Regions from separate parts of the Homo sapiens genome. Here region 1 is linked to region 2. Evidence: chromatin loops called from intact Hi-C (ENCODE). Cell type or tissue: endothelial cell of umbilical vein. All regions are shown on one strand.

Region 1 (5,000 bases), 170 kb after region 2:
CCAGCTGCATTCTGAAATCATCCTCAACTTGCTGGCCACATCGACCCCTAACTTATTTTACTCTGAAAGGTTTAAGTTGAAACTACTGAAGTTACTCACTTTGAGGTTGGAAGGGACCTTTAGTGATGGGGATGCCCCTCCCCTTCCCAGATGCTTCAGTTCTCAATAAGCCAGTGCTTGAATACCTCCTGGGGCAGGGTTCTTGCTCCTGCTGCAAGGCTGTTGCATTGTTGCAGTTTTAGTTTTTGGTTCCTTTCCGTACTCTGAAACGTTAAGAAGTTTCCCTGAACTAAGAAGTCTAGGAACAGGTGATGCAGGCAGGGTGGAGGTAGCAAGACTCCATCTACTGAGGCTGGGATGTGGGAGAGTTTATCAAGACAGAGACCCAGACCCTGGAGCCTGGTAACACTTGAAGGTGAACTTTGCATCAGAAACAAGATCCCCAGGGGTGGGCTTCATAGTCATCCCCCCACAGGTCTAGAGCAGTGTTCATTGCCACGTGCTTTGTTTTATAGAACTTTACAGTTTGAAAACTGCCTTTAATACACTTTATGTTCAGACCCTGGGATACAGAAGCAAGTTCCTCAGGTCCTCCCTGACTAGTGGCAGTGTGAATTTCAGAATCTGGAGAGGGGCTATGACTGAAGTTGGGGGACAGGTGGCCCAACAGGTAGACATGAAGGATGTGGAGTGAGGTATGTGCTGCTCAGAGGCTGGGTTTGGGACTGGGTGTGAGTACAGGGATGAGAACTCAAACTCACCAAGCCCCGTGGTTTATTGACATAAAAGTGACTGATTGTTAGAAAACCTCTTCCCTATTTGATGAAACTTCAAGCTTGTTTCATGTCGGAATTATCTCCCAAGTCATTAACTAGGGGCACACCTGTCGTGTTAATTGAACCCGTGTGGCTGGTGCAATCTTCACATGGAAGAAGAAAATGCTTGAAATGTGGGAGAGGCATGTGTGGTTTGGGGGCTCAGGGGCTTCTTTGGGGAGCCAAAAGATTGTACTAGTGAGGATGGGGCTGAGGGAGGAGGGTGCCATCCTCAGGGGCTCTATTTTTCAGCTCATTGCCTCTCTTCCAATGCTTTCTTTCATCCCAAGCCAGAGTTGTCTGTGGGGTGGGTGGTTTTCCCAGCTTTCTATTGTCGTGGTCTCTGTCCTGGCATGTGGGGAGAAGGCTGTGCCAGCTAGCACTGCAGCCAAACTCTCAGAACCCATATTTCAAAGCAATTACTGACTGAAAAAGCAGGCTTAGTTGCATAGCTCATAAATACTTCCAGACACCCGGCCACAGGCCTCAGAAACTGCTCACACGGCACCCCAGGTCCACGGGGGAGTTGCCTGACATGTCCCTGTGCTGGGTCCAGAGTCAGGAGCCACTGTCCAGGTCCTCTTGGTTCATGCAGAAGATGAAGAAGCATTGTCATACAAAGGGGAAACTTCCCAACCGTGGGACCAGAGACCCCATTTTTACTGTGTAACTGTGGGACGCAGGCAGTCACTCAGCCCCCCTGGGCCTTGCTTTCTTCTCTTTGTTGGAGGTGACAATGCCTACCTTACATGTTTGCGGGAAGAATGAACCATGATGAAATATGTGGAGGTGTTTGTAGACTGTGAAGTGCTGTGCAGATCTTAGCTGGGCTGTAAGGAAACCCTTTTCAGCCTGTTCTTAGAGCTGAAGGTAACAGGTTTAGGACAAATCAAGGGAGACTGAACTTAGTGGTCCCCCTCCATCCCTCTGTTTTGTGATATGGGAATGATAATAGCCTGCTGGGAGAGTTGTTCCGAGGAGTGAATGAGATCCTGCTGGTAAGCACTTGGCCAGGACTTGGCACACATAAGCTGTCAGTGTAGCCAGATTATTAACACCATACTGATAAAGACTTTCAGGGCTTATCCTCGAAGATGAGTTTTTGTGACAATTTGTTTGGAAATGCCGACCCCCACCCGAAACACCTAATGTATCAACTGGAACTTTTCTACGTGCTTTTCTGTCTGTTGTCTCATTTTACCTCCCAGCCACCCATGAGATAGAGCAGGGTTTTAGTCTCCATTTTATAGCTGAGGAAACTGAGGCACATAGGAGGGAAGTGTTTTTGTCCGAGATCATGGGGTGAGTTACTGGCAGAGCAAGAGTCTCCTGACTCCTAGAACAGTGCTTCTAACCCTGAACTGCTTTGAAGTTGGAAAGCCGAGCCCAATTAGCATCCCTGGTGGGATGGAGGTCTGGAGACTCAGAGTCTGTCCTGGTTGGAGCTTTCAGTAAACATTAAAAACAGGAACAGCAACATAGCTGCAGTATGTTCTCGTTGTTTTGTATGTATCACTTCACTAAATCCTCACAGCAACCTAATGAGGTCTGTACTGTTACTATCCCTGCTTTACTGATGAGGAAATTGAGGCACAGAAAACTTGCCCAGGGTTGTGTAGCTGATAAGTGGCAAAGAACCAAGTTTTGGAAATCTAGGCAGGCTGGCTGGAGACTGAGCTCCTCCCGGGTGTTCTCACCTTCGAGAGCTCAGTGTGTCATGGTCAGCAGATGAGGCGCTGAGGTGTAGAGATGAGCAAGTCATAACCCTGCCTTTGGCTGTAGACTTGCTGTGTAGCCCAGGACAGATGCCTCCCCTCCTCTCTGAGCCTTGAGTTGTCCATCTGTGGCATGGGGGCATTGGGCTCCCCAGCTCTAGGAAAGGGTAGCCTTTCTCTGGGTCCCTGGGAAGGCCTGAGGTGTGGAGTGGCCAGCTGGAGCCCCGGGCCAGCCATTGTTGCCGGGCTCTGTCAGCCGCGGGGTGTGGCCCCAACACTGCCAGGTCCTCCCCAGGGAGGAAGTGTCGGTGTTTACAGGAAATGCAGGACAAGTCCTGGGAGGTGGGTGGAGGAGGGGCAGCCAGCCACTGTGAGCCCTGAAGACATGTGGGGCTGAGGGCGGTGCCTCTCTTCTCACCCTTTGGACGAGGCTTTTCGTTGTTGTGGGAGGCAAAAGTCCCACTTCCTGGGCAGCCCTGCCCTTCCCCGCGCCTCTTCCCTCCAAGACTGCCACACCCCAAACGCCTGAACCCCAGGACAGCTGACCCCCTCTGCAGGGAGGCTTCTGGGAGCCATGGAAATCTGGTCTGCTTTCTCATCCTTCCCCCTGGCCCTCACTGCCCCCATCTGTTAAGTAGGTAACTTGCTGCAGCCTTAACACCGCAGGGCTCACTGCCCTCATGGAGTACAGAACCCAAATGGGAGAACCAAGATGCAAAAAGGCCAGGCCAGCCCCATGCAGCCCTGGAACCCATGGGGTACAGGTTAGGCACCTCACTTATACCACAAAAAGCTTCCTTAAGAAGTGTGTGAAAATTAAAATCTTGTAAGAAATGGGCTCTATGTTGATTATACTGATAGTATATAGGTTATTTTTTAAATTTATGCAAATAAAAAAGATTATAAATTAACTTATTGAACCTTGAAAGGTACCCACCCATGCAAGTGTAGGACCTAAAGCTTCAGCCCCATTAGCTTAGCTAGTAGTCAGGGAAGGCTTCCTAGAGTAGGATGTAAGGGTTGAGCTGGCCTTGGCAAGGAGAGGACCCTGGGCCCTGGCTGGTGTGAGAAGTCAGATCAGCTCAGGTCAGCAAACACTTTCCAGGCATCCATTCTCATCTGGGCTCTAGGGACCAGCAGAATCACATGCAGCCCCTGCCCTCAGGAGCAGCGTGGATTTATAGGGTTTAGAGCCCTTGGCAAAGGGTGGCATCCTCTGAAAATGCTTCTTCTGTGTTTGGAGTAGAGGAGGCAGATGGAGTTGGGGAAGACCACATGAGTGACATGACAAGAGCATGTGTGCACTATCACGTGTCTGGGTCCAAGTGTGAGGCCCTTCCGTTCTGGGCCTGAGCCTCAGTGTGTCCGTCTCTGTCTGGCCCTGTGTGATGGATTCCCTCTGCGTCCCCCATCCAGGCATCCCACTCCTGCCACAGGTGACGCTCCTGTTCATGTGCGTCAAAAGGCCTGCGCCCACCTGCCCTACAGGTGCTCTGTGCACACTCCTCTGTGTCCTGGCACCTCTCACACATTTTCATGCCTTGTGGGCTGGGAGTCCTGCTCTGCCCTGGTACTGCCCAGCACAGAGGAGGTGACAGTGAACCGAATGAATGGATGTGTCCAGTGTGTGGGTCCAGCCATGGGCCATCTGCTTGTGGTTTTGTCTGAGAGAGGTTGATGGAAGGGGAATATAGCAGAGTGGACCTTGGGCAAGTCATTTAACTTCACAGAGCCTTAGTTTCTCCAACTGAAAGATGAGTATAATAATAGTGCTTACCTCACTAAGTGGTTGAAAGTGCTTCTAACCCTCACTAAGCTGGTTGAAAGGATCAAACGAGGTAGCCCCTGGGACGTGCTCAGCTCAGTGCTTAATAAATGAATAAATACAGTAGAGGTTGCATAGACTCATTGTCAGAGGGGGAGCTCTGAAACCACATTCCCTGTGTTCAGATCCTGGCCCTGAACTTAGCCTCTGTGCACCTGTTTCTCCATCCGTAAAATGGGAGTGTTAATGTCTACAGGATACAGTGGTTGGGAAGAAGCCATAGAGCACCTGGCACTTAGTAAGCCCTAAAAAAAATGCTGGCTTCTGTGTCTGCTGTTGCTGCTGCTTCTGTTGTTAGTATTGGCTGGCTGTGTCTGTGTGGAAGGGAGGGGTGGGAGAAGGGGATTGTTATTCAGACCACCACACTTGGAAACCACAGGCTGCCCCTCTCATAGCTCCTGGCAACTTCAGATGTGGTGTGTGGTTATTAAATTATAGTGTCCTCTGTGAATCTCCAGCTGCTGCATCCTCCCCAGCTGCCTGGGGCAGGAGCAGTGACTCCCCGGCCCTTCCTGCTTCGCCTGTGGTCTGGCTTCCTCTGACTCCCAGAGCGGAGGTTGCAGGAGAAAGATGCGTCTGAGTTTCCTCCTGCTTTGGGCTGGAGTTAGGTGCTCAGGACCCACAACTGTAGAGCTCATCTTGCAG
Region 2 (5,000 bases):
AGTGGGCATTCAGTAAATGTGTGTTGAAGGACTGGGACGTACGTGGAGGCTGCTGGACCTGGTCAGAGACTGATGTGCCTTAGCGGCAATGGTTAGAGCTTTTCAGTGCATCCCACCTCCCTGTCGCCCCCATGCTCGGCTTCCTCACATTCAGGAGCCTGACTTGGATCAGACTTGGGGCTGCACAGTGGAGCAGGTGGGTTCCCGTGTCATTAGTAATAAGGAGAGGGTTGGGGGTGGGCAGGGCTCCAGAAAGTCAGCAGTGTGCCTGGGCACCCACCCCATCCTCTACCTGCCACACCTCAGAGGGTTCCTACAGCTGCACACAAGCAGTTGAGAGTTGATGACCAGGCCCATAGGGCTCCCACAGCTGGTTCCCAGGCCAGTGAGTGCTGTGAGAATACAGTAGCACAAGTCCTTGTTCTCTGAAGAGTGGGAAGGAGAGGAGTGAGTGAAGTAGCCTGTCCCCTGCAGGTCCTCTGCGATGGCATTGTCTCGGTTCCCGCAGTGCTGCAGTGTGGAAGGGAGTGCCCCATCCTCATTACAGATGACACACTGGAGTGTGGAGGGGTCGATGACTTGTGCAGGGTCATATGGTACCTAAGGGGCAGATCTCAGACTTAAACACAATTGATGTCTAACCCCTAGACAGTCTTTTTAGTGCCCTCTGCTCTCAGTCTTGTTGCCCTAGTATCAAGCAATCTTAGACAAACATCCTGAATTCTTACAAACTTACCTCTAAACTCTGAGGATAAAGTTGCCAGTCCTTTTAATGGTCAGCCTAATCATTCTGTCAGCCTAATCGGGTAATTGCTTTTTTTAATAAATACACATAAAAACCAACTAACCCAGCTGCCTTTTTTGCAGAAATTGACAAGCTAATCTTAAAATTCACATGGAAATGCAAGGAACCCAGAATAGTCAAAACAATCTAGAGAAAAAACAAAGAGGACTCACACTTCCTGATTTCAAGATTGACCACAAAGCTACGATAATCTACACAGTGTGGTAGTGGCATAAGAATAGACACATAGATCAGTGGAATAGAGGCGAGAGTCCAGAAATAAAACATATATCCGTGGTCAATTGATTTTTGACAGTGGTGCCAGGACCATCCAGTGGGGAAAGAGCAGTCTTTTCAACAAATGGTTCTGGGACAAGTGAATATTCCATGCAAAAGAATGGGTTTGGACTTCTGCCTCACACCACATACAAAAAATCAACTCACGATGAATCAAAGACCTAAATGTAAGAGCTAAAACTACAAAACCTACTGAAACAGCTTGTAGGATAAAGAGGGAGGAGACAAAAAGAAAAATTGGAATACTAAAAAGAAAAATAGAATTATTAGACATGCTAGAATCATAGGAAAAATAGAAAAAAGAAAGGGTAGAAAGAAAACAGCTGGGCACGGTGGCTCACGCCTGTAATCCCAGCACTTTGGGAGGCCAAGGCGGGCGGATCACGAGGTCAGGAGATCGAGACCATCCTGGCTAACACGGTGAAACCCTGTCTCTACTAAAAATACAAAAAATTAGCCAGGCGTGGTGGCAGGTGCCTGTGGTCCCAGCTACTCAGGAGGCTGAGGCAGGAGAATGGCATGAACCCAGGAGGCGGAGCTTGCAGTAAGCCAAGATCGCGCCACTGCACTCTAGCCTGGGCAACAAGAGCAAGGCTGTGTCTCAAAAAAAAAAAAAAAAACAATGAATAGACAAAGAAAGATGGAAAGAGGATGTGTGTGTAACCCAGAGCAGAAGGACTTGAGGCTGACTGTGGAGTAGAAAGGAGAAGGGAGACAGAGACAAGGCAGGCAGCAGGAAGAGCTGTAGGTGTGGGAGCCAGCATCACAAAGGGTCCATCCCAGGTGACCACATCCATGCCTGCAGCACCCGGGTGGACGGCGAAGCAGTTATGCTCGTTGGCTCATGGTCACTGTTATCTGAAGATAACTGTGAGTCACATTTTCTCTGGGATTTCAAAAACTAAATAAACCTATTTATAATCCCCTCTTAACAGTATAATTTAGTTCAGTGTTTTGTGAGCCCTTTTCTGTTTCAGATCCAGTTCTTTGAGTATTGACACACCATCACAGTCTTACTGTGACACGGGCCTGTCTTGTACCAGTGTATCCAGCAGATGGCATTAGAATTCTTAAATGTCAGCTCCATACTCTTAAAACAGCACACTCCAACAGAAATAAAAAATAAATCTGTGGCGCATGCCTGTAATCCCAGCTACTTGGGAGGCTGAGGCAGGAGAATCGCTGGAGCCTGGGAGGTGGAGGTTGCCGTGAGCTGAGATTGCGCCATTGCACTTCAGCCTGGGCAACGAGTGAAACTCCGTCTCAAAATTAAAAAAAAAAAAATAAGCCCAGAGTGTCATTTTCAATTTTCTAGCAACCATATTTAAAAAGTGAAATTATAACATATTTTATTTAACTCAGCATATCCAAAATATTTCAATATGTACTCAATATATGCAAATTATTAGTGAGATCTAAAATTATTCTTCACACTAAGAATTCAAAACTCACTGTGTATCTGGTTATAGCATAATTTGGATGCTAACGTTTCATCAGGAATACTTGATCTGTATTTAGATTTTGTAAAATATGCAGTTGAAAAACACAAATTCATATCCAAGTTGTTCCAAAGATAGTTAAACATAGTAAAGTTTTTCAGTAACTGAATTGAACATCAAGTTTGAAAAAATAAAACCCAGTTCCTTAGTCATGCTAACCTTATTTCAGGTGCTCAAAGGGCCCATGCATCTAGTGCTGCTGTCCTGGACAGAGCGGCTCTAAGTGATCTGCTTTTACACGCTTTATGGTCCGACTATACATAATCCTCCCATTAGTAACTAAAGTATTGGCCAATAAATTTTTCCCAGGCATACATTAAACATTCACAATACTCTGTGGCCATGTTTAACTTGGGAGCAAGTAGTGGCAAAACCTCCTATACAAAAACGTGACCACACCTCATTCATGCCTTTGTAGAGCTAAGCAAAATGCTTTAGATCAAAAATTGCCTTGAATTATTTACGTTCATTGTAATCTCTCCTCTAGGCCTTTGTGTGTTTTGATAGAGTTCGTTTGAATTGGCTCAATAAATCATTTTATTTGCTGCAGAATTCCCAAAGAACATTCAGATCCATATACATGAGATTCCTGCTGCGTTTAGCCATACATTTGCCAGACTTGTGATGTCGTTTATTCCCTGTGAAAGCTCAAGTGCAGCCCACAGGGAGGTTTTCAGCTGACCTTGTTGTGACATGCAGATGAGGTAGTAGAGTTTAGAATTTGGAACGGGGATGGGTACTGGTCTTTACAGTTAACACAACCTGGAGTAGCCCATGCCATACTGTGTCCTTTTAAGTCAGTAAATTGAACTAAGTCGGTTATTCGGCAAGCAGTTCCTATAAAAAACTACATGGCTAAGGTGAGTGATGATCACTGAAAGGAATTCATTGACCCACTGAAAAAATGAGAGTAGATGAAACTACTGCAGTCATCCTGCCTGCCCCTGTTAGCTGGCTGAGTGAGGTGTTTTGCCCCGGTGGGCTGTGGACATTATCTTCATGTTTAAAGTGTGTGTACTGGGGGCGAGAGGCCAGGAATGATATGATGGGTGTAGGTCATTGTCTAGGAAAACTAGAAAATCCAAATGTTCAAAGGAAGTAAGGTGTTGTAGTGAAAAGCTGTCACCTGGCCTATCGATGTTCTGTTATGGTGTTTCTTAGTAAATCCCAGGCTGCATCTATATAGTCACTCATAGTAAGTGTGTGTTTGTCCAGTGGTAGGAGTGGCCAGAAATATTGCATCTGTTCCACCCTCAATTGAAACAGCTTCTTTCTCCACTGTATTTCTTTTGTTTTTGTTATTTATTTATTTATTTATTTATTTTTGGAGATGGAGTCCCGCTCTGCTGCCTAGGCTGGAGTGCAGTGGCTCACTGCAACCTCCACTCCCCGGGTTCAAGTGATTCTCCTGCCTCAGCCTCCCGAGTAGCTGGGATTACAGGCATGCACCACCACGTCCAGCTAATTTTTGTATTTTTAGTAGAAATGGGGTTTCACCCATGTTGGCCAGGCTGGTCTCGAGCTCCTGACCTCAGATGATCTATCTGCCTCATCCTCCCAAAGTGCTGGGATGACGGGTGTGAGCCACTGCACCCGGCCCTCCACTACATTTCTAATTGCCACATTCTCCCTAAGTCTGAAAGCTCACATGCTTAGTAACAGTTTGGCCAGGTTTTAAGCATTTTCTGTGGGGTGTACTGCATTCCTTCCCCCTCCCCCCCGCCTTTTTTTTTTTGGTCATTATTCCCTGCGGTTGAACAGAGCACCTCCCCGCACCCCACCCCACACCAGCCTCTCCATGCACAGCCATAGTTGTTCACGGTTTTTGAAAATCAAAAAATACAAGAGTGGACCTTGCTCCCAGCCCAGGTCTCCCAGGTTGCAAGTGAGTCTGGTAACTGTGCCACTGTCTTTGCTGGGAACCCAGGTTTTATTGCTTTTCCAAAAATAATCACCTTTTCCTTAAAAAGAAAAGGCTTTGTATCTCTGTGTCCAACTTATGATCTGCACAGGTTTCCATGGAATGTGTAATCAGTGTATACACACCATTTGGTTCTTCTTTCTTTAACATTTCTAAAACCGAGCTTCCTAGTTATTTTTAATTGTTGCCTAATAGTTCATCAGCTTAATGTACATCATTATTTCACTATAGGGAATGAAGTGGCTATAAGCATCTTTTAGTATGGTTTAACAAACATCGATCTTTATACAGATAACTTCCCTGACACTCCTCCCCCCCATTTTGAAACTGTCCCCTGGGGTGCCACTTTCATAAGCAGGAAAACTGGGTCAAAGAGATGGTCAATTTTATGTTTCTTCATGGGTCTTGTCAGGAGACCCATCACAGTAAGGGCCCTTTGATACCACAGTGAATCTCCTTGAGAATCCACTCTAGGATGGCTACCATGAGATTCCAGTGT

What was found. Peaks named below come from ENCODE experiments on the same cell type or tissue, not always from the same donor. Only the 100,000 strongest peaks of a DNase experiment are listed, where the experiment ranks them.
Region 1: a loop joins it to region 2, with 3 times the contacts of the local background. A loop is called at or near these places in 1 of 110 quality-filtered maps.

Annotation. Positions count from the first base shown.
Region 1 is chr3:14,845,252-14,850,251 of GRCh38, forward strand. The region is part of intron 1 of FGD5 (FYVE, RhoGEF and PH domain containing 5); the gene reads left to right. Among named protein-coding and RNA genes, the nearest start is that of FGD5, 29 kb to the left of the region's middle. RefSeq lists an enhancer at 2,711-3,005. In endothelial cell of umbilical vein, no CTCF peak of the experiment used is centred here; no DNase peak of the experiment used is centred here; H3K27ac peaks cover 243 bases.
Region 2 is chr3:14,671,813-14,676,812 of GRCh38, forward strand. It overlaps CCDC174 (coiled-coil domain containing 174), which reads left to right. Exons shown (of 11, transcript NM_016474.5): 11 at 1-843. It overlaps C3orf20 (chromosome 3 open reading frame 20), which reads left to right and starts at 3,329. Exons shown (of 17, transcript NM_032137.5): 1 at 3,329-3,440. RefSeq lists enhancers at 1-371, 306-515, 1,841-1,890. In endothelial cell of umbilical vein, a CTCF peak has its summit at 2,120 (motif pointing right); a DNase peak (open chromatin) is centred at 2,129.